Linked DNA regions of Homo sapiens: region 1 is linked to region 2. Evidence: read pairs that join two places in POLR2A ChIA-PET (ENCODE). Cell type or tissue: A673. All regions are shown on one strand. Each heading gives the region's core, and the rest is flanking DNA. Links, peaks and the distances in the headings are about the cores only. Region 1 overlaps ZBTB20 (zinc finger and BTB domain containing 20). Region 2 overlaps ZBTB20 (zinc finger and BTB domain containing 20).

Region 1 (15,689 bases), core at 3,331-11,330, 70 kb before region 2:
AATAAAATTTATGTGTGTGTGTGTGTGTGTGTGTGTGTGTGTGCACACTGCATTGCATAGAGGAAAGGAATGAAGACCTTTGAGCTATGGGATGGCTCAGGCCAAAGTTTGTGTGGGCTTTGCCTGCCTGGCATTGGTCCCCACCCCTGCCACCTCCAGGAGACCTGGGGAGACGCCCTGGACTGCTGCTCCCTCTTGTCTGCTCACCAGTTGAAGACTTCTGTTATACCTTATTATGGAGGAAAACAGCCTGTCCCTGTGGGTTTGCTGTGGATTCAACAAGCTGCATTTGTTTCTCCCAATTCTGAAACATTACAAAAAGCAACAGAGTGGGCAGGTGACTGCTTCCTGGGAAGGGAGCCACAAGTCTTAAACACAATGGTGGGAAGAGGCAACTGTATCTATGCACGAGGACCTCTGCCTGTGTGTGCTTCCTTTGGGGGGCACACACACTTCCAGATGACAATAAGTATATACACAAACACACACATGTGCACACATGTCAATAAATCCAATAGAACTGTAGAGTTTGTTAAATGCACTCTACTCCACATAAGCATATTCAAGTTTCTCATGAAACGGATACATAGAAATTACTGATGGTTGGGCTCCTTCAGAATGCCCTAAAGTCTCATCACAGATACTGATGCACCCAACTAAGGCAACAAAGCATAAGCAGATACGTGAGATATGTCAGACCTTCGACTTCTAACCAGAAGTTCAAAAATGTATCTTGTTGTCACTGGGCAATATGAATGTGAAACAGTTTTGTGCTGAGGGAAGCTCACACTGTGTGTGCACATGTATAAATAATGTATACTCATTTATAGACATTTTGGACAGCAGCGGTGACATACTGGATGGGTTAAGACTCTTTCATTATTAGAATCTACATATAAATTGCAATGAGTTTGCTGGGTAAAAACAACTGTTGCAACACTAGTAGAAACAGATGCCCCCAAGGTTTTTTTTTTTTTTTTTTTTTTTTTCTCTCTTGGATGTATCAAAATCTCATTGAGGCATTCTAAACCAAAGAAACCTCTGAATTTGAAACAGGGTTAGTAGGGACTTTTATACCCAGCTGGGCATCCCAGAAGCCTGGACTCTCAGGACTGTGGCTAGATTTTGCCCATGATCTGTAGATTATGCTCTTGCACCGGAGACTTGAAAGTTATGAGTTTGCATTCAAACAAAGAACCACCAGATAAAACAGATGTTCTCTAAAACTGAGGAAAAAAAGTTTAGAGATATACACTGTATAGAGAAAGAAAGCTTTTTGCTGGATTGTTCTCCTTGTTAAGGAAATGTTTAAAACTAGTACTCCCGGGCACCTGTGATTGCATTTTATAGGATTCTATTTAGTAATATGATGTCTATTTTACATTCAGCCCCAACCTACGTCACTGAAATAGAATAGGAAATAGCAGCCACTATCTGAGAGTACCCAGTTCTAGGAAAGTTTGGTGCCTCCTCAAGAAGTCACTATTTCCATAGTCCTCAATCATGAATAGGGCTTGTTTTTGTGATAATGTAACTATTAAACAGCAAGAAATGCCTATAACTTCAGAGCCTTCTCATTTCTATATCTTTTATCCTCTTCCCAGGGCTTTCTGATTTAAGGCAATAATGCTACACTATAAGTAGCCTTTTGTGAAAATACCTTAATTGAGGTCACTTAAGATTAGATTTCAGTCTGAAAGTCTACAGTTTACGGAGCAAAAGGTGGAGCCTAAAGAAACCACTGGCAGGTGTTTTAGTCAGTGGTGTGGAAAGATAATGTTTCTTGTTTCAACCCAGGGCATTTTTACCCATCATGCAGTGAGGAGAAAATACATAGTTCTGAAAAAGAACCCACACTAGGTAGCCCTAATTTTCTATCTCTTCACTCTAAAAAGGATGGAAACAAGCCCTACTGTTCCATAACCATTCCCAGGGATCGGCTAAGGTACATTGCTGACTGCTATAGACTCAGTGTTCAAGGAGAAAAAAATCTTCAGAGACTTAGAAAACTCTTTGCAATATTTTGGTCAGGCTGATCGTCTTGATACTCAGTGCTAGAAATGATGCTTTGGATTAGTAGTTTCCACATTCTGAATTTATAGGAACACTGAGTCACCACAGCCTTTTTTCTTGTAAAGGTTTAAGTGATATCAGAAATAGCAACTCTACACGGAAAGCCCTTGGGAATATGAAAATACTCTCTCTCAAGAGCAAGGGCTCTTCCGTGCCCCTTTTCTGCCTCTGTATGTAGCCTGAGCACCAGGGTAGAGATTGCTTTTGAAAGTTTGCCCCATGTAATCTATTTCCTGGCTACCTAAGAGAACAGCCGTTTTCTTCATGAAAACACAAAGAGGGGAAAGAGGCTGCTGCTGTTCCAGTGGGAAGTTATGTCTAGCCCCAGAAGGCCTGGTGGCTGGGTCAGCTCAAGCACTCTCTTCATGCACTGCAGGCTCAGGAGGCATTGGGTTGCTTTGCTTTTTCTATGGAATTAGGGAGCCTATTGAAATTCTAGTGCACCCCTCCTTTTGTTTGTCACCAAGTCACATGGTTCTGTCTTCAGTATCCTATTTTTCTTTTTTTTTAATTTCTTTTTCTGAGGAACAAAATTGGCCATTTAAATAAAGTTCTTTTCTAGTGAGTAAAGAGGTTTCTCAGAGCCAGAAATCACTGAAAAGAGAGTCTGTCGACCCTGCCCATGGAAAAGCCCAGAGATTTCTCTAACCACTTCTTGCCAAACTTCCTAGTTTTGTGATTGGATGTTTCTTGGTTTAGCATTGTTTGGTGCTGAATACATTTTGCAATTCTTTTGTTCTCTGCCCTAGAGCTTCCATTACCCTGGACTTCAACTCATTACCAAATTAAAGAATTCTTTTAGAAGATTTCTTTTAAGAGTCAGGTCACAACAGAAAGGGCGCCCTCCTGTTCTCCTAAATCTCAAGGGCATCTCAGGTTGTGTCTGCTCTTACGTTGCACCTTCCTTTTGTTCCCTTTTAATGCAGCAGCACACTGGCTATAGCAGAGGCAGACCTGATTTGATTATCTGATACCTTTTCCACAAAATCATATATCCCCTGCTCCCAGCCCCAACTAATCAAATAACATCTTCTAGAACAACAGAGGAAAGCTCCAGAATGGGTGTATATCCTGTGACTCCTGGCCAGATCCACCTTGCTCCCTGTCTTCCTAGGGGTCACAGGTGTTGGGAGCATTGTGGAGGAGCCCCAACAAGGAAGCAACATATGGCTTTATTATGTTTTCTCAGGAATCGAAGGGGTTTTATAAGGGGCATATCTCATTTTTGACTTCTGTGCTGAGAGAAAATATTGAGTTTTGGGCGCAGGCAGAGCACAGACAGGACAGCTGGTGTTCCTGTGTGAGGGAAGTACACATAGCTCAAGGCTTTAGGACTGAATGTGAAACAAACATACCTGGAGGAAAACTTTTTTCATTATCAGAATTCACAAATTCTTACTGTTCATGGGTTGAAAAAGAGTATTTGGGACCTTATAGAATATTTTGATGATACAAAATAAAACCCTTATGACTTTTAAACACAGCAAACCCAAGTCTTTCTAAGGCCAAGAGCTACTATGATCTCTAAGATGACTAGGAATGAACTGAGGCTAGAATATGAGCAGGAAATTATCCAGCACACTTAATCATGGCACAAATAGATTCAAAGCATTAGGAATTTGGGAAGAGAACGGTCTATAAAACTGTTATTAGGAGCTAAAGTTTACCTCTCAATTAAAAGATACAGGAAACCATTTTGATACAGAGATTTTCATTTCAGATTTTTTTTCTTTGCTTAGCTTGTTTCCCCCTGTGTAGAATTGTAACAGATCCATGTGTTCCAATTATTTTCTTTTTTAGGATTATATTTCACACATTTGGGGGCCTTTTTTGTACAAATATTGGCATGTAATAAGGAAAAATTGCCCATGATGCTGAGATAATACCAGTGTTTTTAGTGGTAGAAAATATTATTTTTTTATAAACCATATCTAAATATCTTGAGATAAAAATTCCCCTTTGACTTTTTTTCCTCTCCCTTGTTTGGCAAATTCCATTTTAAAATTATAAATTGCTAAAAAATGTCCTTTCCATACTATTTCTCTCTTCCTTGTACTCATCCTAAGAAGTCTTAAATCTGGAACATTTGCTTTTATCTTATCTATCTGTTTCCTGGCTACTAGAAAGAAATTTTTTTAGCACTCATATCACCCTACCATGAAGGTCTAAATGTAAGATGACTGTAGGACTTGAAACAAAAAAAAATTAAAAAGATCCACACTCATTCTTTGATTTTGAAGCAAATGTCTTTCCCTATTTCTAAAGATATTTGTGATTGTTTAACTTAAAAGTGAGAATTGACAATCTAAAAGCATCTCTATCCTTTTGAAACAGGTCCAGATTGGTTTATTTCCTAAAATGTGGGTCAGTTTGGAAAGTGGCCATTTGATGGGCCAGGAACATAGCAATAAACAACTACCTCTTTGCTCCTCCAGATTAGATCTCCCACTCCAATCCAGCTTCTTCCTCTTTCCACAAAATAATTTGTCAACTATTTTAGAATGTGACATATTTGGGAAGGATAAATGTACAGTAGGAATATGTCTACTGCTATGCAAACCTGGCTGGTCCATTTTGTCATGGACTACAATGATTATATCACCTCATTAAGAATTCTTTAGGGATCCTCCACCTCCTCCCCCACTCCCTTTTTTTTAAGAGACACTTCCTTTACAGGGAAAGGATGATAGACTCCTCAGGGTTTCAAGTCACCTGCAGCTTTTTCTCTACATGTTCTACCAAAAGAAAAGGTGGATTCTAACCCAATTGCTTAGCATTTTACATGGCAAATCAGCATTAAGGCAAATGGGTCTCTCTCAGATTTGAGAAACAGAAAGCTACACGTGGCCCATAATGGCACCTAAGATCAACTTTTCAGGCGGTATTAGTGAAAATTCTTCCTACTTTGCTAAATTTGAACAAAGACACTTTCAAATCTACTGTGAAACAGTTTAAAATATTTTAAAGTGGCTTTTGGCCTTCTTTCATTTGTAACATGTATTGAGTGATTTCATGTCATTGTCTCCTAGCTTTAAGAGTTTTTTTCTTAAGGTCAATCTTCTCTTTTCATTTTATGGGTGGAATCACTTGTTTTCCAAAATATCAAAACAATTCCATGACATAGTTAATTAATGCTCCCTCTATTGGTGGTAAGTGGAAATATTAGTCTTACAACACTGCTATTTTAAAAAGCAAAATTAGCAATAGAAAAATGAACTTACTTTATCTCGGAAGCTGTTCCTCACTAACTGTTAAAACAGATCAGTTTTGGACATACAGTTCTTGGCAGGACTCCTCTTAGAAATCACAATAGGTTACACTTAATAGTCAGTTAACCACCCAAGTTTACATTAAAACTTCTAGCAAAATATCCACTGAATTAAGCACTGTGGGACCAAATCAAACTCACAAACACTTCAGTTACACTAACCTTACAAAGCATCACAAAGAACTTATGAAAAAGATCCAAGTTAACCAAATGTCTAAAATATATGAATAAAACCAATTTAGTCATTACAGAGTTGTTTGTGTTGGAAGATTTTCCCTCGTTTGCTGCACAGTTTTTGTAAATAAAATGCTGACAGGAAAATTAGAAGGAAAATTAAATTAAAATGTAATGTAATTTTGAAACTAAAATACGCTCTCCTTTCTTCTTTTTAAAACTGTAGTTTGGTGTTTTGCTTTGTTTAAAGATTTGCTTTCCCCTAAGTATGTTAAAATATGCCCAGCAATGAAATCACTTTGGGAGTTTCAGCTAGGTTTAAGAATTCCTATATTTGAGCTGGAATCCCTTCAGGACACTGTCTATAATGAAAATGTCTCTATTATAACACCTTGATCAGGACCGAGGAGAGAAATCCCTACTAGGAAGAGAGAGTGGCATCTGGTATGATGCAATAGATTGGTGGTCTTTTGAATGGTGGCTGTTGGCATCTGGGAATTTTTTTGTTAATTTCCCTAAAACCTTTCGAAGAAGCAAGGGTTAATTCGTCATCTAAAGAATGATCATCTTATTCAGCCCTCTTAACCATGGTGGAAACAGTCAGAAGGTGATATTTGGAAGGAAAAAAGTAATTTTGGCATCAATGCATCTTGATCTATAACAGGCTTCTCATAATGATGCTCTTTGTAGTTGGGAAGGGTGAGGAGCTATGGCAGAGTTTTGTGAACTCCTCTTCCTGGCTGATCACAAAAGAAAAGACCCCATTTATCAAGACTTCTAGACTATTAGTGTTTCACTAAGAAAAAAAGTAAAGTCAATAGAAATTCTAGAATTGTAAGATCTCAATGAAATTTTGGAGAAGCAAGCAATCTCTTTCTGAAAGATAAAGTCTCTTCCATGAAAAAGAACAGAATTCTAGATGAATCAGTTGAAAAAATTATTCAGTGGGGCAACTTAAGCTTGCTAAAGTCAAAGAACTACATATCAAAATACAAAGCAGCAATTCAAATTACAGCAGGGATGGGCTGGCCACAGAGGCCCTCATCAACCCAGGCAATACTTAAAATAATAAAAATTAAGAAAAATTAAAAAAAATATGAAGAAAATATCCTTCCTCTCTTTCAAATATAACTTTAGTTGCCTTTTATTCTTTCTATCTGGAAGCAGTATCGCTAACCTTAACAGTCTTGACTTACCAAAAAATATATATATGTGTGTGAAATAAAATAAAAGAGAAGGAATTGGTGGCAGTGTATGCAAAACCAAAATGAAAAAAATTACTTTTAACAATTTCACTTTTTTTGTTTTTTTTTTTACACAAATACTGTTGTAAATATATTAAAAAAATCAGCATTCTATCTGGTAAACGTCACTTTTGCCCCTCTATAAAATTTTGAATTAAAAAAGCCTCAAGAACTTTTTATTGTTCCCCCCACCCTCCATTTCTTTTTCTTTTTCTCTTCCACAAGAATATATCCTGACACTTTTTTTTTTTTTGCAAAGATTGTTGGAAATAATCCTTCTCTTGTACCTAGAAACATAGGTGCAAATTTCTGATATCTTTGTTTTATCTGCATTCCTGCCTTTCATGAAAGTCCCTCTTGATTGTGCTGAGGCTGTGGCTCAGCGAAGACACTGAATAAATACGATAGCCACTGTTGCTTGTTGCTTGTCCAAGTCTTCCTGGCTTCTGCTGCAAGAGGGGGATATGGAGAAGGTGGGCCAGGGTGTGTGGACCCGGGCAGAATCTGGGGAAGAAGCCTGCCATTCGTCTTTCTTTCCCACACCACCGAACCCACTGCCCTTCCCACCCCCACAGCCCTTTTATGAAATCAGACAACGTGGTAGGTGGAAAACAGCAGGGCCTTTCCTCTGGGTTTTCAACCAGAAGTGATATTCCACAGTTTTAACTGGTTACTGTGAAGTCCAAGCGGCCAGAATTGTGAAAATGTCCACTGAAACACTGCAAGCGGTGTACTTAAAGACAGTAGGCCTTTTAGATTTTGTTATATATTTTTTGTAGTGCTCTTCACAAGTGGAAATTTTTTTTTTTTTTTTACTTTTTTTTAAAAGATTTTTTTGTAAAGAAGGGTTGTATTTAGAGGCCAGTAGCTAGAGATCCAACCAGTGGACCTCTTGAAGCACTACCAGGCCTTAAGGCCACCATCCGAGGGAGACTGGGAAAACTATTATTCACCCAAGCCTCCGGAAATGTAATGTACCAGCAGGCAAAAAACAGTTCTTCATGTAGTACAAAATGAAACGAAACAAAAACAAAAACAGAAAGTAAAAATGAAACCAAAACATTTCTTAAATTCTAGTGCCATAGCTTTTTTGTTTGTTTGTTTTTTGTTGTTGTTTTGTTTTGTTCATAAGAAAGAGAGAAAGATACTACTTATCCGTCAGACACATGCATCCTCATGTGGTCGTTGAACTGCTCGATTTGGTCAAACTTTGCTGGGCAGACGGAGCAGACGTAAGTGGTCCCCTCCGTGCAGGCCACCACGCCTGGGGGGCCAGCGCGGGCACCTGGGGGTGTGCCTGCAGGGGGGGTCCCATTGCTGGCACTGTGCAGGGCCACGTGTCGCTCCAGGAGGGTCTTGTGAGAGAACTTCTTTTTGCAGATGTAGCACTCGTAGGACTTCTCTCCCCGGTGGAGGCGCATGTGCACGTTGAGGGAGCTCTTCTGGGTGAAGCGCTTGTTGCAGATACTACACTGGTATGCCCTCACTCCTGTGTGTGTCACCATGTGCTTGATAAGGTAATCCTTTAAGGAGAAGGAGCGCCAACAGATGCTGCATTGGTGGGGCTTCTCACCTGTTGATGTAGGAAGAGACAGCAAGCAGGACAGAGCGAGACATAGCAAGGGATAGAGAATGAAGGACAGGAAAAACAAGACAACAAAAAAGAAAAATAAAACAATTAAAAAATAAAATTTGATTGCTTAATGGATCATCCTCGTTTGGAAAAATCCAGGCCCTCCTAGCCTCTCATGTGCAGAGAAATTTTGCTTTATGGTGATGCCAGGACAGTTTTGTTTTCCATTTCCCTGTGCCATAAAACGGCTTTCTTGGAAAGCTACCAGATATTCCCCACTAAAAGTCTTCAAGGTCACTCCGTGGAAAAGGGAGGGCTACTTTTGAAGGGGGTCACTTTCAGTGTCCTGATTAGGGGATTTAGTGTTTCCCATTAACATTATCAAACAAATAGAAGAAATAAGAGAGAAGAAAGATCGTTGGAGACATGGGGTGCTCTAGAATCCTTGAGAACTAAGGATATTGGTCACTATAGCTTGGTTCCTTGGGGTAAGTCCCCACTTCTAGTAGTCTAAGAAATACACCTATGTGTTGATTGTGAGTTTGGAAAATATTTGCCAACACAGGAATACGTTATTTTGAAGAGCTATACTTTCAAGTTTATCTATTTTAGACAGAAATCTTTCTAAAATATAACTTAAGGGTTAATTGCCTGTTCTCTATTGACTGTAGTGAGCTGCAGATTGGCCTCATCGGGTGTAGAGGCTGAGTAGGCGGTGGGCAACATGATGATATCAGACTCAAATGATCCTATTCAAATCTGGGCACCAACACACTACACTCCACTCTGACAAATCACCAAATGCCTCTGAGGTATACAGTCCTACTTACCTCATTGTGCTGGTGTTGACATAAAATACATATGAAATCACTTTGCAGACCACCAAGAGCAGTGTGGGAATACATGCATGGTATTCTTATTACAAGGATACCTCCCACCCCCATTAAATGCTTCCATATGCCTTTTGAACTCTTGGGTCAATTTTTAAAATAGTTTTCCTGCGTCCTCCTTTGCTCTCAGCCTGTTGGCGGAAACCCTTGTTTTTCCTCAGTTTACTGCTTTGGTTTGGCTTAGAAACCAAATGATCAAGTTTGTTACAAACAGTAAGGTAAATAATAATACTCAGTGCATGAGGTATTCTTAAAGTCCATGGGTCCGTGACATCTCTTTAAGATGATTACTTAAAGACTTGTTTTCTTTGTGCTGTTTGTTCTCAGCTCTGCTCCTGACAGGTGAGATGAACTGCGTGTTTGGTCCATCTCTACCACCTCATTCCTGACTGCCCAGTGTAGGCCCTCACCTCAGAGAAAAAAGTCCTTCCATGATCCAAACTAAAACTGAAAGCCTCTGAAACTCCTTAGGATAATATTTCAACATTTGGACTATGCATCAAGGTAAGAAGTCTTTTAAAATTTGAGCTAACTTCCACTTAAAATATATGCCTTGACTGTTTTTCATTTTTTCCCATTATGAAATAGGAGAGCTTTGATGTATTATGGTAATAGCAGCAATGAAAACAATCACCATGTATTGAGTGCTTACTATGAAGCAAGGTTGGTATTAAGTGCTGACTATGTAGCAGGGTTGGTATTAAGTGCTGTATGTTCATGATCCATTTTATTAAACTTTCTCTCATCAGGAATTTGTTGTTATTGTGTTTTCAAACATAAACAGATATGTTTTGAAGCACACTGACCAGACAGTATGCTGCGTAAGATCACATGGTTAGAAGATAATTTTACTTTTAGATTAAAACAGGAAAGGTTAGGGAAGCCTCATTGCTAATAATCTCAATTTGCTGAAGACTTCAGTCTATGCATAGTGTTTACATTGGTACCTTTTTTTTTTTTGAAGTAAGAGATTCCCTAAGAGAGACAGTCATGCATGTTTTTAGCTGAAACATTTCTGTCAGCTGTAAACATGCCTGGAAGTCAGCTGGTCTTTGCTATCCTCATGCTTTCAGACGATTTATAGAGGCTATGATAGGCTGGCCAACTATCATTTAAAACATGTCCACCTGTCACCTTTTATGGGAAGCGTGCCTTAAATTCCAGATGGTATTTTGGCTGCTAAGAAGTTGAAACTTCACCTATGTTAAAATGCTCTGCTGTTTGAAACTTTCACCTTCTGTGTGTTTTTCCTCGAGGCAAGGTCACTGATGAAGACTTTATTTTCACACTCTTCTAATCTGTCTATAAATTGATTCCTCATAGTTGTCATGTTTCTCTCTATAGCATATATAGGTATGTTGTTTGTGTGCATGTAGTATTGGTTCTACCATTAATTATCCATGTGACCCTGGGCTTTTTAAGTGTTTTCATTTCTCTGGGTTTATTTCATTTTCTGTATGTGAAGAGTTGGACCAGGCAGTTGCACATGGTCCTTTGTGGATTTAGTGGTCCTGAGTCCGTGGTGGACTGCAACCCCTGAGGACTCTAGTCCTGGCCTTGTCAGTGAATGACCCAAGGGCAACCTACTTAGTCACTGAATGCATTAACAGTCTCACATTTTAAATAAGACAAAGTATCCTGTTCCCTTCCCTGCCACAGAACAATGGTATGTTACTTAATAAAGAGAAATGTTTGCAAAGAACTTGGGAGCTCCTTAAAGGAAGGTGCTCTCTATAATTATTAAGGTGCTGTGATGGTGAAGTGTAGGTATTTCAGAAACTGTCTTACTAAATGGGGTATATTTTCAGATTAGTGAGGTGCTCACAACTTTCATTTCTGTATGAATTTGAAACGCAGTCACTCAGCAGGAATGAATGATTGTGTTTTAAGAAAATTTTTTTTCCCACTATTTTCTTGCATATTACTTACAGCAATCCCAAAATGGTTTTAGACATTATGCATAAAATGGATGAGGTCTGTCGATTGTTGCTCTCCAAGTAAAGAAACAAAAAGTGAAGATAAATGGTCAGAGATGGTTTTCCAGGTTTAAGCCTATGGTCAGGAATGGCAAGTCTGATTTGTCAGAAGGGGACACAAAGTAAAAAGTGGATAATTGAATTATAACATCAAGGGGAAGGTCATATAAGTTCCTTCACTTTAAATGATCCATTTTGGGCCTATACAGATGTAGGAGTCAGATATGAATTCCATTTCCTTGGCTGAGTGACTTGGGCATGTCATTTAACCTCTATAAGCCTCAGTTTCCTTATCTATAACTTGAGAATAATATAGTAAGTACCTGTCTCGTGAAGGCGTTTTGAAAATTGAAGAGATAAAGCACTTAGTACAGAGCATGTGGTCATTTTAAGAAAAATTAAACTGTTCCATTCATCACAAAGGAACCAAGGATAAATGAAACCAACTGCAAAATGACTTGCATGGCATATGGAAGTCAATCCTGAATTTTTAAAAAATTATTTCAGATAATCAGTAAAACAAGTGATTATATTGCAGCTATGTAATTCAGAGTTAAAGGTATCGTCTACTCTCTCAATTACATATGCGAATGGCAAGAAGTGGTATATGGATAAAATGTCAGCACAGAGCACAGACAGAGGATTTCCTAGGAAACCCGTGACTGAGCACTGGAGGCACAGAAACCAAACAGCAAGGGAAGAAACTGAGGGGGAGGCAGTGCCCTTTACTGCCTTGCCAAGGGTGTTGGGCGTGGTAAAAGTATACGTTTTTCTCAATTTTTCAATGCCTGCTCATCACCTTCTTCTCAAGGACCAGCTCTGACACTTAACTCTACCATGACTGAAAAGTGAAAAAAAAAAAAAAAGGAAGAAAGATCCTGCTTAGGTTAGAAGATGCAGAGGGTTCTGCCTGAAGCTCACAAAGTTCAAGTAAAAGCCATCCTAATGGGTAAAGACACCCCAATTTTGAATAGGAACCTCTTGCACTGGGGGCTCAGCAAGAACCCACTTATTCTACTGATTTTTTTCCCCTCATTTTAACCAAGGCTTCTCCTGAGCTGTGAAAAAGACAATGAATGCTGTTATCAGGAGATTTTTCAGAAGCACTGTTCCTACCTGACTCTCCTGTTCTCTCTGCCTCCCCATCATCTGCCCTAGTACAATGCCCTCCTCTTTCGTGAGTACAGTGATGGGTCAAAAAACCAAGACAGGGTGCTTGATGAGACAGCAGGCAGCAAGGAAGGAGGAGAAAGAGGAGAAGGTGGGTAGCAGAAGGTGGCCACTGGTGAGGAAAGCAGAAGGAACACTTGAAAGTCCAGGTCCTCTGAATGGGGAACATCAAGACACGACCAGAAAATGGGGAAGGTTCCATATTAACAATGGAAGTACATTCAGATGGAATCATATGGAGCTTTTACTGGCTGCAGAGTCTAGTCTCCGTCAAGAGACGTCTGTTTAAAAGGGGGCCCACACGGCTGGGCACCGTGGCTCACGCCTGTAATCCCTGTAACTTGGGAGGCTGAGGCAGGTGGATCACCTGAGGTCAGGAGGCCGAGACCGGCCTGACCAACATGGTGAAACCACATCTCTACTAAAAATACAAAAAATTAGCTGGGCATGGTGGTGGGCGCCTGTAATCCCAGCTACTCAGGAGGCTGAGGCAGGAGAATCACTTGAACCCGGGAGGTGGAGGTTGAAGTGAGCAGAGATGGCACCACTGCACTCCAGCCTGGGCAACAGAGTGAGACTCCATCTCAAAAAAAAAATGGGGGGCCCACACACCTGAGATATCAGCGGTGTGATTGCCTGCCAGCCTTTCTGTTCATTCCCTGGGATGTGATCCTGTTGCCAGCTTGGACTGTGAGGCTAAGAGGGACTGCCTATTGGGAACATGCTGCATTCACAAAATATCTGTGGCTTCAGTGACAACTAAGATATTTTAGTTTTAAGCAGAACTTTGGAGAGTTTCATCCATGCTACTTGACTTTTCTTAAAATTTTGTGAATAGAGTGGATATTAACATCCCCAGAAAATAGCATCTCCAAGTAGAGAGTTGTACTAACATCTTGAAGGTCATCTAAGAAGTCAGTAGCACCTGAGAGTATAATACTAGCCCAACCAGATTATCTTCCTCTCCCTTGTTAACAACTCCTTGTTCTCTGGATTATGCTGCAAAATGTATGATGCTACTATAACACATATTAATGGCTTTGATAGTTTTACAGCATTCATAATTAAGTGTTTTCACATAAATTATGTTATTCAATTCAAAGAGCAATCATGTAAAGTAAGTACTACAGATCTGAAAAACTGAGGCTTAGGTCAGTTACAGAACTTAGCCAAAGTGACTCAGCCAGAAAGTGGTAATATCATGGCCTTCTCACTCCAAGCCTTATACTTGTTACTTTACACCCACTGGCTTGATATAATTAATAGTCCAAGCTCCATATGAGGATTAACACATTATCTTCATATGACTATTATGGCCCAATCACCAACATTGTTATGCTACTATTGTTACTATGTCTATTTACACTGAATTCATGGCTGAAATAGCTGAACTTCTCAAAGTAATAAGCAAAATTACCGTATGTGCAGAGGATACCAATGGGCTAAAAACAGTCACCAGTGAACGGGCTGTTGATAATATGATTCAGAAAACGCCAAAATATTTATCTCTTGTGGGTAAAAAAAAAACACGAAAGTGTGAACACAGATATGTGTACAATATATTCTATAGCAAATAAAAAAAGAGAAAAAACAAAGAAATTTAAAACTCTTGCTGTGAAAAGAATGTATCTGTGTATAAGTCCCTTGAATTAAATTCTCCTGGAAAGCGTGTTCACATTTTAAAATTTTCTTTTATTTATTTTATTTCAATAGTTTTTGGAGATCAGGTGGTTTTCGGTGAATGTGCACATTGACCAAATGAATGGGCATGTGAAAGTGTGATATACATGTATATATACGTGTGTGAAATGTATGTCTCTGTGTGTGTGTGTTTCCGCTCTCACAGAGTTTACATTCTAAAGGGAAGGTGTAAAGATAATACATGATGATATGAATAATACAAGTCAGTCCTGCTAAATACCAGAAGGGATACATTTGCCATGTGACCTATGTAATTTGGAAGACTCAACTTACCTCATATGTGAGTGATTAGTTTCTGTGATATAATTTATCCACTACAAAATCAAGCTTTGATCCATAATTTTGATTTACTTTTTCTAAACAGATTCTTATTAGTGGAATTTTAAAAAATGTTATGTAACAAAAGCAACCTGATGCCATTCTTCTAATTACCCAGGCTCACCTCTCTAGGGAATTGATTCTCAACTTCAGCATGAACCAGGGCTTGTTACACAGATTTCTAGGCTCCATTGCCTGAGTTTCTGATTTAGGATGTCTGGGGTGGGGGTGAAGGGTGGGGGAACATAATTTGCATGCTGCTAGTGTAGGGATCACACTGCTCCAGGGTTATCTTTGAATTTGCCCTATTGCTTGCCTTCCACATCCATGTTGACACCAAGGCTTATCCTTCTTGTATTCTCTGTCTTTCCCTTTCATTTCCATTCCTTTATTTGACTTCTGCTTTTTTCTCTTGATGAAGGGGGTAGAGGGGAGCACTGCTTTCTTCCCTGACAGGATGGTTTGTATTATCTTTGTTTTTTTCTCTCTAATTCTGTTGCTTTCAAACATGCCCTTAACTCTTAGTTTCCTTTCTCACAACTTTTATGAAGCTGCAGTAAGTGAATGAAAGAAACTCCTAGAGATAAGGAAGTCCTCCGTGGTTTGTTTAGCAGTGGATAAAGAGTGGTTAGGTGAGCAATTTTCTTTTACTGTTATAAAAATTGTTAAGAAATAAAAAAATTCTTGTTATGAAGAATATTCAAGAGCAATCTAAGGAGTATAAAGGAGTTTCAGAGTTTAAATTCCAAAGAGGAAGGACACATGTCAAGCATGTATTATTCAGAGACAGGAAATAGAGCAAAGAAACTAAGTGTCTCCTGGGTAGTAGGGGCGAAAAGTAATAATGATGAGGATTTTTAATTTTTCTAATTAAGTAACACTTTGCCTCTTCTGAAAAGCTCTCACATGCATCATACGTTTACATCAAAAGGCAGAAAAAATCATTTTTATTTTAAACTCAAAGAAATAGACAGTTGTGAAATTAACTGATTTGTTGAAGGACACACAGGCATTTAGAGGAAACAAAACTGGATCCAAATCATCTAATTACAGTACAATCGTCTTTCATTTATGCCTCTACTTTAAATTTTTGGGTTATAATCACTATGAAATATGCTTTACAACTAAAGCTTCCTTGATTCTTAAAGGTAGAGCTTAGCTCCAAAGCCAATATGATGGACTACTTCTTTGTCTCAAACAGATTTTTTTTTTTTTTTTTTTTGATACAGAGTCCTGCTATGTTGCCCGGGGTGGAGTGCAGTGGTGTGATCTCCGCTCACTGTAACCTCTGCCTTCTGGGCT
Region 2 (15,689 bases), core at 4,523-12,522:
TGCAATAAAGTATCTGAGTTTCTTCTTTTTGTAGTAAAAATAAATAGTTTACTTTTATGTTCTGGGTGAAGCCTGAGATCTCTGGATCTCTTTGCTGGATTTCACTCTTGGTGGGGGCAGGGAGATACTATTGGCAATGCTTTATATATATTGACCTAGACATGTTAAAGATTATGTGGTACTTTCATGAACACTCTAAAAATGAGTTCTCCCTATCATGAGTTGCATAGATGAGGAGATTGAGGTGGATGGGGTGAAGAGGAAGGAAAGGGCAGTTTAAGCGGGCTAGCTAATGAGTAGTAGAACTTAATCTAAAACCAAGATTTTCAGCAGAAAATGCTTTTTTTCCCCAAAAAATGCCATGGTTGTCAACAAGCTTTGTAGCAAATCTGGGGCAGAGCACTAGATGGAGAATCAGAAGATCTGCCTTGTCTTCCTGGATCTGGTAAGAACCAGCCGTGTGACCATGGCCAAGTCACTAACTTTTGTGAGTCTTATTGTTCTCACTTATAAAGTCATGAGCAAGGAATCAATGAATGGCATAATACTTGTAAGCTGTAAAATCTCTCTCTTGTAAAATGGTATTGACAATAATGTATGCTTTGCCTATCTTATAAAGTTGTGAGGCTAAAATAAGCTGATCCATGTGGAAGTGCTTTGTATAGTGTGGAGTACTGAATCAATGTTGTCTGGAAGATTTAGGAAAGGGTCCCGAATGTGTGTGGGAACTGACAGCCAGTCCACTTCCATTCAGGTTTTAGGAGAAGCTATAATAAAGCACTGGCAGCAGCTCAAATCCCACTCCATCCTCTCCTCTCCCAGCACGCTGCAGAGAATCACTTGAGGAAAGTTACTTGAGTGGGTGAGCCAAATGCTCAAGTTCCAACCTTTCTGAGTAGAAGCCACAGTGAATCCTGAGCCACAACACAGGTGACAATCACTGTTCCTCCAGGTGTGTCTGAAACACTGGGGGACCCTAGGGAAGGAGGTCAGACGTCACTGCTCCTGAGGACCCGTTTTCTCCTGTACACAGCTCCAGCCCACATGATTTCACCTGGCAGCCCCAAGAGACAAAAAGGATCCAGAATTAGCAGGAGCCTCCTCTCCTGATAACCTAAGTGCTCTGATTGAAAGGCAGAGGGTATCAGGAGAATGGCTGTACCGAGTCGGCATTGATTTCTCCAGCCTTTGTCTGTGTCTGGTTTCTGTCTCGTTTGGAGGTGGTTACTGTTACTACAAGCAGCATGAATCATGTCTCTGTTAAAAAACAGAGCTTCAATTGTCTTACATAACCCCTGGTAACTGAACGTCTAATAATAGCAAGCCATTTCCAGGTAGGGAATCTGTCTACCTCCCAGACACACACACACACACACACACACACACACACACACTACTCCCAATGCTTCACAGCACAGTGAGACAGACAGGGAGGAGACAGAAGGAGAAAGGGGACAGCACAATTGAATTTTTTTGTGTTTTAAAATATATTGAATAATCATGCATCATGGGATCTGATAACCAATATACTTAGCTGAGCTAGTTTAATAAACTGTAGAAAACAAGAATTCTTCTTTAAAGTATTTGAAAGTATCCCAATCCATACCAGACAGACACCTTCTCTAACACTCTTATACTGCATAAAAACCCCAAACCCCCAAAACAGAGTGGGGTGAAAATTTCACTGGATTGTCTGCTAGCTTGTACCAACTAGCTTCAACTTTCAAAGGATTTTTTTTGTCCTCTTTTTTGTTTGACCAGAGAGTGATATTCCAAAGGTTCTTGGCCGAGATCATTTCATAAAATTCCAGAGAGTGAAAGGCAACTGAAAACATGGCTGCAGTGTTCCACCATGCAGACTATGTAATGTCAGGCACTTTTGCCCGAGCCACTTTCTTTGACGGAGATGACTTTCCATCTGAGGACTTACATTTTTCCCATGAGTACACTCTCTGGCTTGTAATACATGATGAGGTCTTTTTATACTTGATCCCCACTCAGCTACCCATTAAGGTGGCTACTGAAATAAAAAAAAATAATAGGAGAGGCTGAAAAATGATTTTTGAAAAATCACAAAGGTAGGATTTTCTTTAAACTACCAATTTGTTTGAGAACAAATACAAATGCTGGATAGGAAGTTTAAAAGTTTATGGGGAATAATAATATAAATGTATAACATATATACGTCCATTTCCTCACTGCTTCACCTTGCCCATGCTAGGAAAAATCACTTAAAGGCTGTATTTTTTGAGTGTGCATTCTCAGAGTGAAGTAGCTGTACATATCATGTAAATTGGACTGGGGAAGGACTTCGCAGAAAATTACAGATGGCAATCACATCCTGCCAGTCATTTGGTCTAGAACCAGAGAAGAAAAACTTTCTTTTCTCTTTTGATTGTTCAGTAACATGAAACAGTGGACTAGACTAGTTCAAACCAAAGAATGTTTTAGGGCACACCCACTTTGAGGACCAGCACCTGGCTATGCTACATGCTCTTCAATTGTTTAGGCATATAAAAAGGAGTGATGAGATGGTTATATGTCAAAATGGCTGTTCTCCCTCCAAACAGGATTTGATTGGCTTATTTGCTTTTGGAGTACTCTCCAAATCCATAAACAAAGGAGTATTGAATTGAAGAAGCAAACAGGAGAAAGAAAAAGGCTAAAAAGGAAAAGAGAGAAGAAGAGGAAGGAAAAATACTAATTTCTCAGTATTCCTATCTGCAAATCTGGCTGGATTTGATAACAAAACTCCTACTACTGTTCTCTAATGGTCTTTGCTGCATGCCATATGGACATGGCTTCTAAAGGGGATGAATTCTAGGTTTTCCTCACAAATATCCAAGCACAGAACAGCAGGGATCTTGACGACTAAATCATCCTAACTCACGACGAGGATCACAGAGGTGGAACATGGCTGTTGGGACTAGATTCTTCTGCTTATTTCATGTGCTTTGTGAATTAAATTGTTCGTAGAGTTGGAAAGCTGGTGGACTAAATGTTTTAATAAAAACAGCCATGAGACACAACAGTTTTCTTCACAAAGGCTTTCCCCCCTAGCTACTGTGAATATATTGCTGAATGGTTCTGACTTCTGGAAGGGCAGGAGGTTTGCCTCTTCTCTTTGCCTCAAAAACCAGGCTTATTCTATGCATCTGGGAGATGATTATACTTACCCGAAATTTCAGGATACTATGTCAGACAGTTCCTTCACAGTGGTGTGTCTGGCACCTAAGCAAGGACTTGGTGGGCCAGACACATTTAAAATGTAAAAGTGGATGATTATATTATTTTGCATTGTAACAATGAGAGTATTTCTGGATTGTAGCTGACGTGTAGATCATCATAACCATATGTGGCACAACAAACCACACAACATTGCATCAGAAGCTTGTAGTTAATATTTTTAAATGATTGATTATTTTGAAATAGAGAAATGGTGGATGCTTTTTTCGACCTCTTTAAATAACCACTTATTGAATGTCTATTGTCAGTGATGGACTCTTTCTTCACAGAAGGGAGCTGGGCTATGCCAGACTCTCACCATGTTCTTTCTCCTCTAACACTGAACAAAATATCAGTAAAACACCAAGTACAGCTGGTTTTGAACCTAGTAAGAAATCAGTCTGTAGTAATGGGCCATATTGGTAATAATTGGAACTGGTGATATCGATAGCAGTGGGAATAACTGACTTACAAAGGCACAGCAGTTCAGGAACGTCTCAGGGACTCAGAGTGGGTAAATGCGTAAATCTGCTCTCACCTATTTATATGCTCCAACAAATATCTGGAACTCTAGAAACTTCAAGAGTCTAATATGATCAGGCCACGTTTATAGGTATTATAGGATTCATATAAAATAAGGAGGCATACATGTTGATCTAGTGAGCGTCTCCATATTTGTACAACACTCAGGATATGTCTGAGAACACATTTTAATTTTTAGAATCAGCTATAGAATCTGGCAGTTATTATAAAGCAAACTTCACTTCAAAAAAATTAACTGAGAAGCCAGATGATAATCCAGATATACAAAACAACATTGGTGGGATAAGTCAAATAATTCTCTAAAATGATTATGGAGAAACTGAAGAAATGAAGGGCACCTATTTATCATATGTGGGTCCCCAGCCACGTTTGTAATCTGTTGTGTGACCTTGGGCAAGTCATGAAACTTCTCTCGAGTCTCATTTTTCTCATATATAATGTGGGAGTGTTAGATTAGATGGTTTTTAAGATTCTTTCCAGTAATAACATTTGATGATTCTAAAGTAAGAAGAGATGAAAGAGTAATTCCTCTTTCCTCTTGTTTTGGTAAATACTTGCTTTCTCCTGCTCCGTGCCTATGCAGTTTGCAGTGAGTATTAGGTTTCTGGACTCAAGAAGTCAAATAGTAAATACTGAAGCTATTTTTCCTTGTACACATGGACAAATCATAGGGGAATAATCCTTCCTTTCTTTGTATATCAGTGTCTCTTCTCAAATCAGACTTATGCCTAAGGTAATCACGATCATTCTGGTACTAATAAAGATTTTTCCTCATCCTTCCCACAAGGCCCTCACCCATGCTCATGAAAGCTTATGTGATTGGGTTATTTCTATATTTATGTCTTGGCTATTTTTTCTCTTTCAACTTGTTTATGAAGTCCCTGGTAAGCATAAAGCTGCAAAAACAAAAACAAACAAATAAAACAAAACAGCTCTGTTTGAATAATTTACTTCAGTTGAAGCAGTATAAGAAAACATCCTAACGCCGAGGGGAAGAAAACAGGTCATAAAAATACCCTGGTATCTTAGAAAAGACTAAATAAAAGCTTATATCAATAATAGTTTCATATGTTATTGTCTTTCATTTTCAAAGAGAATGGTACATATTGGCTTTATAGTCTGGTGTACAGACGTGGCTATTTTTCCCCATAGCTCTCAGGTCAGTGCATCCTCAAAGCCAAGAAGGCCCAGAGCCTGCCGAGCTAGCTTTACATAAACAAAGGAGCTACACAGAAAACCCAATACCCGGAGCTTATATCATATCCTGACTAGGCACTCTGGTTACCCATGACTCGCTCTTTTCCATCTGTGCCCTGATTCTCTGCTGGTTTAATTCCCTTCACCTAGAATGCCCTCAGTTTGCCTCCTTTTACTGCTCAGAATTCCCTCTGGACACAACTCACGACTAGCATAAGCCCCATTTCCAAGAAGCAGCTTAGTTTGACCCAACTTAGTTTGACCCAGCGAAAATTTTCATGGATAGCAAGTGAAAATTAGTCCTTGTGATAACTGGAGTCACTGAAACCAGGTATCTAGGAAGCACTCAGAGAATACCAGAGAAAAACTTTCAAGGGTTGCAGTGTCCTCATAGGAGGAAAAAAAAAATCCTAGCTTTAAGAACAAGCCCAATATAGAAGCTGTGGTATGTAAGAGAAAAGTTGTAGCCATGTACGGGAGGAATTGTGTTAAAACAGTCTGACTTTTTTTTTCCAATAAAGGAGAAGAGATCCTCTGTTTCTTAAAAGAAGTTTAGTCATTGGATATAGCAACATACAGTGTCATAAAGTTTAATTGCATTAATTATGAAGCTAAAATGTCTACATTTTAGTAGAGAGAACATGGGGCATAGCTAAATGGCGAAGACATAGGAATGTGTATACAATTTGAGTTTCACTTCCTCCAAATCTCTCAGTTAGAGGATCCCTCTCAGTCTGACGGTCTTATCATCAACAGCTTCACAAACTCTGACAACACCTGGCTGGGTTTAAGGGATGGGCCATGATATATCTTGAGAGTAAAAGATGGAATGAAACTCAGAAATGCTGAATGCTTTTATATATGTATACAATTTTATTTATGTGTATATTTATATATCAATATATACAAACATATATATTTGTATGATGTTTGGCAACCTCACTCATGGTATTCCTGTGAAGTAGGCATGTGGTAAACATAATTAGCCCATTAAACAGATGGTAGGGCTCTGGCATATCTCACCATATTCTAAAATGGTGGAGCTGTAAGCAGGGACTAAAGAGAGTGTAGTTTGATACATGGCTAACTGCAAATCTCTGTGAATTGCTACTTTCCTAAAGACAATCTGGGTAGGCTGCATTTGGCTGAGAACTGGGGATAGTTTAGGAAGCTTTAAAAATATACAAAGGGACAACTTTTCACATTCATTCAGATATAGTATCTTCATTTTTACTTACTAGAGGCATTTTTTTTTAAAAAACAGCTTTTTATCTTAACTCATCTGTGTTCCAAGCAAACTTCCAAATTGCTGAGCAGATTAAAAAAAAAAACCCTACATGCCAAGTAGAAACACTGGGTAAATGTTATTTTTTAAAATTGTCTTAACAAAGTGCACTTTTGGAAAGGATAAAGTTGAAAAGACGTTTGGTACTGTAAACACTTAGCTGTCATTGTAGCACAGTGACCAAATACGTCCAAAAGCACATGTAATGAACTTTTATCCGACTGAATTATATGACCATGGCATTGCCACTCTATAGTACAGCAGGCTTCAGAGATCCTGTTATTAAATATTCTAGCCTAATTCTTTATCATTTGAAATAGGATCTAGCAGAAGTGAAAGAGTTACTAAAATTAAGACTTGAATTTACAAGTGTGTTTGAACTGGCTTCAGGAAGACATGAAACATCAATACATCTGGAGAATAGAACTTGCAATTGACTGTTCTTTACCATCTGGTCTCAAGAACATTTTCTGCTTGGAAGTTGCATAAGCAATGAAAAAACACACAAACAACTTCCTGTACCATGTTTTTGGTCACTTATAATGACGCATTACAAAGTAAACCAGCTAAATATGAGCAACTGCGCCTTACTCGAGATGACAACATACATTATATAACTAAGATCAATGAAAAAGAACATCTTTATTTTAAGAGACCTGGACTTAAAATATTCAAGAATAAACATCCTTCCTTCTAAGGTGTTTGTACTCCTTCTAAGGTGTTTGTACTGAGTAGTTTTGGCTAGACAGGTTTGTAGAGTCACTACTACAAAACAATCCCTATATTTTTTCAAACTGAAAAAGGATATAAAAAAGCAAGCTATATTGAGGAATAAAATGTTCCATATATTTTAAAATGTTTTTTAATGACATAAACTTGCCTTTTTAAGCAGTAAAATATATTCTACACATGTTTTTCATAGAAAACTTTTACATATCTTTGTTTTCTTAAACACAGTATGTTGATGTAATTTAATTTTTTTCTATGATACAGGGTCATCCTTGTGACTATTCATTGTTCCTGTTTTACAGGAATACACTTTTCTTACTTGTGGTGAGAACTGGCCTCATCCCTTGGCTCAGCCTAACGGCCACAGACTGAGCTATAGCCCACTAGCCACTGCCATAGCCAACTGGCGTCACTGTCCCAGTTTTTCAGACCCATCGCCTCTAAATCCTCTCTGCTAAATGTATTTTCTAATGTGCTTTGGATTAGAAAATCAAATAAATAAGAACTGTAGAGACAATACTGCTTGAATGCAGGGTTTGGTAGAAGATTTGGGGGAAACTCATTTGGACACTTGAAGGTCTTCAGTTACTTCTTTGCTCAGGGTTGTAACTCAGAGATCTGAACTACCAGAAAGTGGATTTTGAGGTATTATTGTGTAACACAGAGTGAAACATTTATGCACTTTTATTGCAAGGCTTCTTATTTTAAACAGGGTTGTCCAGAAATCCATTCTTGATTACTTTACTTGATAGGTCTCTGATCCATTATATTTCACTCCCTTGATTTCCTCCAGCAATGTAACTAACATAATGACAATTGGGAAGTAAAGAAATAGCACATTTTTAGGATAAGGTGAGAGAGTCTTGGTAACTGACTTCATCATAGTGATGGAGGCAAAAATATACAGTCAAGTTAGAAAACTTCCCTGGACTGCTAATGGGAACTCTGGCCTGACTAGACACTGGGAAAACATTAAAAACTGTGAAGTTATTTACATTAATTTTCAGTGTTCAGAGAAGTAACATCTGATCATCTTTTTTCCTCTTCTCCAAAAGGAGAAGTCAGAATAATTCGCAATCTGTGATAGGATAGGGATTGTATCGAAATTTGCCTTTTTATTACCTCTGAAAATAGGATTTCTAAGCAAACTAATAACCTTAAAACTGTTGGGAGGAAGGATGGGGGAAACCAAATGTAACCTATATGAGGGGGGGGAAACATCTTTAACTACTTTAACATACACACATCTGATAAGTTACTGAAAATTCTTATTTATTTTGAAGTTAGTGCTGAAGAAACTCTATCTGTTAAAACTTAGAAATCTCAGTTCAAAGTACATGGAAATATTCCATGATCACGTTTTCAGCTCATTCTAGTCGTCTGTCTCCCAGTTTATTTGAACTGATGAAATTTTACAAAATAAACTTCTTTAGCTTTCTAGAGTTACGTTTTTACCCATGTAATCTATTTGTTAATTTTTGTAGCATGCTTATATGATAAAAAATACTATGTAAGTACTGAGTTTGCTTGTTATGGATTATTTCTGGATACAGAGAATTTGCAAGAAACTTCAGTTTACAGCAGCCAAGGTTACTGCAGACTAAAGCAGAAGTTCAGGCATAAACTTGTCTTCTACCAGTTTTCCACAACTTTGCTGTTGACAGCATCTGAGGACATGGTTGATGAGTTCTGAAAATCATTCACAACATTGCTAATGTTTAGGAATCTTATAGCTTTGCCGGACCTTTCCATAATCACGAGAGAAAACCTTTGACGAAATTAGAACAAGTCCTCATACCCTCCCTTCCTTTCTTCTAGTGATTTTTTTTTTTGTATTGGAACAATCGAAAGATTCAATGTTTTTAAATTCCATAGAAGACTAACGATTGAATAATTTTCTCACATCTCTGTTTGCACTTTCGCAGTCTGGTTGCATTGATTTGTGTCTCACAAGTAGACATTTCCTTTGTTGGTCACAAATCAATGCTACAGAACAAACCTGCCAGCACATTCCACCCCCACCCCCAATTTTTTGCAGTTTAAAAACAAAGCACATTTATATACTTTTTCTTTTAAAAATTACTTTCATTGGTTAGTAATACACTAAAAGAAGACAAAGCCTCAGAGTTAAAAATCCCCGGGAGAAGGAGCTCCTCTCTAGCTGGTCTCTGATTCTCTCACACTGCCTGGAGCAAAGAACTGCCTAGTGGGAGAGCAGCGCTCGTCCGCCGTCCGCTCCTGGTGTGCTCTGTTAACCCAATTAAGGTCCTCGCCTTCATACATCACAAAGCTGCCCAAAGCAACACACTGTGATGTCACAGTCAGATATGATTTCATGGCAGGAAAAAACCAAAAAGGCAGAAAAGGTTGAACGTACTCTGCTTTTATTCAAATCTTCTAAGAGGGGGAAAAAGGGAAGACTTTTTTTTTTTTTTTTTTTTTTTTTTTTCTGAGAGAAAAAGAGCACAAGCTTTCTGACGTGAATGTGAAAACTCCGTTCTGAAGATACCCTGGTGCTTTTACCCCAAGTGGATAAGCATGAATAAAGAAGCACAAAGAAACACTGTCATCAATCAGAATGCTCTTGCCTACACTTAGCTACAGGTGGAAAGCAAGCAGGCACGATTTGATTTACCTAGATTAAAAGAGCAATTTTCTATCTTCCTTTTTTCCTTTTAAAAATAGCCAATCGATTTTGGCCTAGCTATTGCTGACTGTACAGGTCCATTTTAATACACCACTGATTAAACGGTATGTTCATGGCTGAAGGCACTACAGCAGGAACAAACAGAAGCAGCTGAAGGAAGGGGGTGGGGGACAGGCGAGAGCTCCAAAAAACACTCCACGAAGGCCACAACTACTCGGCACTTCCCCCGTAGACAGTTGATATAGCACATTTTAGGCTTGAACCAGCTATAATTCTGGGAGTTTGAAGCCTGGAATTCATTTAGCTTTTTAATTCTGACCTTAAGAATAAAAAAAAATCAAAGCTATGTTTTTTAAAAAACACAAATGAGGGAAATATTGTGTCCTAAACTGCAATGACATCTGAAATGAAGATGTGCCTCAGAAAGATGCTTCTTATGAAACACTTGAAATTTCATAAGTTATAGAATTATCTACTGAAAGAGGACCTAGTTGTTTAGAGACTTTGTTTAGTGAAATTGCATGTAAAAGAAACAGAAAGAAAATAGGACTTTTATATAGGGTGACTATATGTTGGGATTCATCAGGCAGCTCTCAGAAGAGGGAGAATATCTCTACTAGTTCTAGAAAATAACCATCTTGATTATCATGAGAAAGTATAGCCTTTATCGAAGTCTGGGTGGCAGGAAAAATAAATTAGGGAGGGACCTTCTCAGGCAACTCAGAGAGAGACCCAACATCCAGCAGATGTTTCTTCTGAGAAAGACAAGGTCCATCTAACAGGTGAGACATCAGCTGAACAATGGATGCCAGGACATGGGAAGTGGCTCTGAGAATCAGCGAACTCCATGTTTAAAAAGTCAACCCACTTTTTTTTTTTCTGTTTGCTTACTGATTCCTTGTTCCCTTCTCTCCTGTTTTCTCTCTCCAATTATCATTTACTTAATTTGAAATTCTGGCCTTAATGGGGACAGAACCGTATCCAGAGGTACTATTAAGATAAGAAAATTCAGGAAGAAAGATTTAATGAGGGGCTTAGGAGTTTTTGGAAGAGGAAAAGGACATTAGAGAGAAACGAGGGAAAAACTAAGAAATTAAATATCAGCCTCAGCACGGTGGCTGTAGAAGAATAGCTTCTGAGAGACACAGATGGTCTGCATTCTCCAGAACAAAAACAAACAGGAAGTAACAGGGCCAGAGCCCCCTCTCCCCTTCATTCCTCTCTCCAGTGTAAATTGGAAAAAAACTGAAATGTGTTCACATCAAAAAGTTTTCCTTCAAACTCTAGCAAGTGACCACAGTAAAAGAAACAAGAGAGCGCTGGTTCCAGCAGGTAAAATGCTGAAAGGATGTCACATCGTGGGGGTGAGGAAGAAATCAGGGATTAAATACATACAGTTTGGAGAAAAATCAGGCTCTATAGCTAACTAATGATGAATGGAGCAGACAGGTGGCAGATTTGAGGTCCGGAGGAGAGGAAGGGCTCCATTTTGAGCCGCCCATTTTCTGGAGGAGAGGTGGTGGCCGCTGTGGAAAATGGCTACTCCTGGGGTGCATAGGGAGACAACTGACTTAGTGGAGGGAAGGGAAGAAATAAACTAGGGAGTCATCCAGGGACACATCGAGTTAGTGAGGGTTTTAGTTTGGATGATAACAAGCTCTTAAAACATGGCTTTGACTCATAAAAAATGTAGCTGGGATGGATGGCTACTTACAGGGTTAAAAGCAAACTGAGAGCTCTTCTATTCCCAAATCTGAATGCTGAAGTGCTGCCTAGAACAGCAAACATGTACATGCAAAATATCAAAAATACACAAAGTGGGGGTGCAGAGGAGGTGCAGGATGCACCAGTCACCTCCTTCCCCACACCCTTCAACAGCACAGAGCTCTGGCAGGGTCATCACCAGTAAAACTGGATTCTTACAAGCCATTCCACAGAGAGAAACCATCCCAGGTCCCCCATGGCTCCAGGCATCAGTGAGGACAGTTTTCATGTTCCAAAACTAATTGGACAGTAAGGAGTGTCTGTAAGAATAAAAGCGGGTGGGAATGGAGGATGGAAATAAAAGGGAAAAAAAGTGTCCTTGTTGAAAGTTTTAAATTACAGGCTCAGTAAAAAACTGGCATTCCACCACATCCGGTCTAGTTACCAAATGGAAAAATAGGGTCATTAACATGTTTATTTGAATTACATTAGTCCTTCTCTTTCATATTTAATTTATTCTGTTAGAAAAAAACACAACGCTCTGCATGCTGGTGAAAGGCAGGGGTGTAATGGATCAGGGAGCTGAAATACAATGATCTTTACCCATTATCTACCCTGCTAAGGCTTTTCAGAACTTACTAGGATCATTCAGGGATTCTTCCCTCACAAGGGAGGGAAGGGTACAGAAAGATGTAAGGTACAGATGCTACTGAGTTTGTTAAAATAATATTGAAGCACATTTAAATTAAGGAGTGGAAGGACGATTTTAATATGGAAAGTTTACAAAAAGAAGAAAAGTTTGGGATAAATGACCTCTTCTGAGACTGAATGTCCAGATGCAAGGTTGGTGCTAGGCTTACGGAACATCTCCACATGATATGGAAGTTGTAGAACATTGTGTTATTAGTATTCGGGGTATTAAAAGGCGAAGTCTGCAGGATGATCTCATGAGGCTTGCTGTCATCCACAAGAGGTCAGGGCAACTTCAGTACAAGCAAGTATAATGCAGTACATTCAGGGGAAAATGAAACAAGGTATATTTTCAGGAAGATGTCCAGAAATGACCTGGCTATCTTTGTGGCGGTGACATGGAAAGGACATAGACTTAGTATCATAAGGCCAGTCCCTGCTCTACAACTTACTAACACCATTTGCACAAGTAATTCAATCAGTTTTCCTCATCCATAAAATGGGAACATGAACAGTTACCATAGAGTTGTGAGGATCAACTGAGACAATCTATGTGAAAGTGTTCTATAAAGCACTGTACAAATGTAAGACATTTATTTTCTGAAGACAGTGGTGCCAAGTGTGAGCCAAGCAGTGTGCCAAATATCCTCAGAAATAGGATTGGAAACAAAGCAGGGAATGCTCTGACAAAGCTGAAGAGGACAAGGATCTCCCATCTCAGTGTGACTGGGTGTATCGCTCACTCAAACCTGAAGGGATTTCTCACCGGGATGCTGACCTTGGGTTCATAGACTAACTCCACAGTAGGTTGCCACCCACTCATAATGAGTCATTTAAAGTTCAAATCTTACTTCATGCTAGCGATGCTAGCACAGAGGCAAGCAGTTTTAGGCTTTTTTTGGTCACAGATTTCTGCTGCCATTGTCAAAACAGTAGCCCCAACCTCTAACTGCAACCTAGGGCAGCCAGCCCAACCTAGACTTGATTCTGGTCACTTTTAGTGGAACAAATTGGCTCAGAAAACATCGCCTTCTACTTCTTCTTTAGGATATCCAAAATGAGCAAAAACTTCAGTCTCTAGCTTTTCCTTAAGACAAGTTTCTCCCTTTGCTACAAACGGAATCACATCTTTTTGTTATGATTCTTCCTCTATGGTCCAGTTTGTTGAACATTTTGCCAGCTGTTTCTAAGCTGAACTTTGGCTTAAATACAATTGCAGTCACACTAAGATCATTCTGTTTTGAGCCCAGAGCATAGAGTGTAATTTTGATAGAGGAAGGGGAGAGTTAAATTACGATCAGCTCTAGTAAAAGGTAACGGCAACTCATGGGTGGGATACTTTCTGGATGAAGTACTTCAAAAAATAAATAAATAAAAAGAATAGGAGAACGTTCAGTATTAATTAAAATAATCATGACATAAGATGAAGATTTCTATTTATAATGATAAAATCCAGGCAAGGATATGGTAAATGTCTATAAAGAAACAAAAGGTCTGGGAAACTGACTATGGATTTCTTTTTCAAATTCTAGTATACGTGAACTGGAAGTCATCTTACTACTTTTCAAAAGAAACAATTTATGACAAACTAAAGAACTACTTTACACAGTAGGCAATCAACTTATAAAATTCATTAAAGGTCGATGACATAAATAGTATCACAAAGGTTTAGCTAAATTCATGGATAAGTCCATAGTGGGTTATTCAGAGAAACTAGGCTATCTGGAGGAAAATAACTCTAATTCTTTAAGTTAGCAACAAGGACAATTGTGTCTTATATAACAGTTTCCTGTCCCTGTGATCAGAAAATGAATGCTGAACTGAAAGGACCATAAGCCTGAACCAGAGGGGCTTTTCTTATAATCACATGCTTGTAAGAAAGTAGGGACTAACTATAGTGCTGATATTAAGCCTGCTGGGGCCAGAAGGTGCACAAATTCTTGAACCTGCAGTCACATATGTCACATTACCTAAGCTGTATTATGCCACTCCTTCTCTGCAGCAACTATTATCATCTCCATATTACAGATGAGAGAAGTAAGGATCAGGGAAGTTCAGAGACGAAAAGTAAATTAACAAAGGTCACACAGCTGGTAAATGGCAGATTTGGGATTTGAATTTAGGATTATCTACTTCTGAAGCTCTGCTACCACACTGCTGCTGTTTTCTGCCCAGTAGCCTGATGTATTAACAGCTTAAGATGACTAATTTAACCTGTTAAAGCGATATGAAGTCTTGCTCTTCATTTGCCTTGATATCTAAACTGTGTGTGCAGTAGCTTCTTGTCATCAAATCATGTGCTCATCTATGGCTTTACATTAAAGATGTCTCCAGCTCTCATTAAGAGGGAACAAAAGAAGCAAACAGATCACGAGGAGGTAAAAGGCATGCTGCTATGGATTATTATAGAGTACCTCAGACTATAATGTATATTAACAGAAACTCTTCTCTATCAACTAATCTAAAGACTCATTCTTAGTTTTCCTAATCTAAACTCAGGTACTACAATAGAAGTAATATCCAAGAAGTGAATGAATATGATGAATTCCAACAACCTCCTTGCTTTGGTGACTCTAATGTTGAATGGGATATCAAAATGGAAGATGAGAAACACAAGAAATAGCTGGGTTGGGGGAGAAGCACGATGAGGAGAAGAAACATTAGAGAAGAATCCGGAGTTTACTTTCCCAGACTCTAATTTAATCTGAATGAGCTTTGTTTCTCCACATTTTGAAGAAAATTTAAGTTTAGTAATAGGAGATTGTGTAATGCAAGAGTGTTGCTAGCCTAAAGGCTGTGATAACATATCTTAGGAGCTCTGTGTCCCTCATAACAAAAGTAACAAACCTTTCAAAATTATTTGTGGCCTTGAAATATAATACAAAATACCTGTATCTTAATTTCTATCCTTGTAAAATGGGAAAAGTTATTTTTATATGAAACAACGAATACATAAAATACTATATATTTATATAAAATATATAAAATATAATTATAAAATATATAAAATATAAAATGCTATATGATAGTATATAAAATACTATATATTTTATATAAAATTATTATATATGTTTACATGTGAATAGGAGCTATTTGTGAGTTTTATTAAAAGTCTAGGTAAAAGTAAAGTCATCTATACTCCTTTCTCTGGGGTTCTCTTCCCTTTCCTTTTGTATATTTTTGCTCCCCTTTCTCTGCCGCCCCCCCGCACCCACCCAGGATTTTAACCACAGATGTAATGGGTTTCTGTAACACTGGCAACTCATAGCTTTCACAAATGTTCCCTTGGCTAGGGACCACCCAAATAGTGACCAAATAGTGACTCTCACTGGCTAATGAAAAATCAATGTGGTTTGATATCATTAGGACAAGGTCAAAATAATCCTCTAAGCAGAATTTCCTTACATTCCCTCAACACCAATGTGACAATCTCGCTGCAAACAAGGCATAGGGATGTGGCACTGCTGAACCTGGTAAAGCTATGTCATTGTTAACTGAACTAAAGGAACTATCAGTGCCAAAGAAGAAAGAGAGTAAGAGAAAAATGTCAGAAATGACTGTCTAGATTCAGAGAAAAACTTGATGAAGGGGCATATAGGGATGGAAGACATCTTCGACTGATGACCAGCAGCTTTGAACTCTGCTTCTGGCTCTTGATACAAATTTGAT

The links. Peaks named below come from ENCODE experiments on the same cell type or tissue, not always from the same donor. Only the 100,000 strongest peaks of a DNase experiment are listed, where the experiment ranks them.
Region 1: POLR2A ChIA-PET joins it to region 2 with 17 read pairs; 3 of 35 experiments call an interaction of 5 or more read pairs at or near these places.

Annotation. Positions count from the first base shown.
Region 1 is chr3:114,331,095-114,346,783 of GRCh38, forward strand. ZBTB20 (zinc finger and BTB domain containing 20) reads right to left here. Exons shown (of 12, transcript NM_001348800.3): 12 at 1-8,332. The coding sequence ends at 7,911. Among named protein-coding and RNA genes, the nearest start is that of ZBTB20-AS1, 13 kb to the right of the region's middle. In A673, for the core only: CTCF peaks have their summits at 5,213 and 5,413; no DNase peak of the experiment used is centred there.
Region 2 is chr3:114,399,726-114,415,414 of GRCh38, forward strand. The region is part of intron 7 of ZBTB20 (zinc finger and BTB domain containing 20); the gene reads right to left. Among named protein-coding and RNA genes, the nearest start is that of ZBTB20-AS5, 46 kb to the right of the region's middle. In A673, for the core only: a CTCF peak has its summit at 12,284 (motif pointing right); DNase peaks (open chromatin) are centred at 9,256, 9,796, 11,746 and 12,266; H3K4me3 peaks cover 2,746 bases; H3K27ac peaks cover 4,408 bases.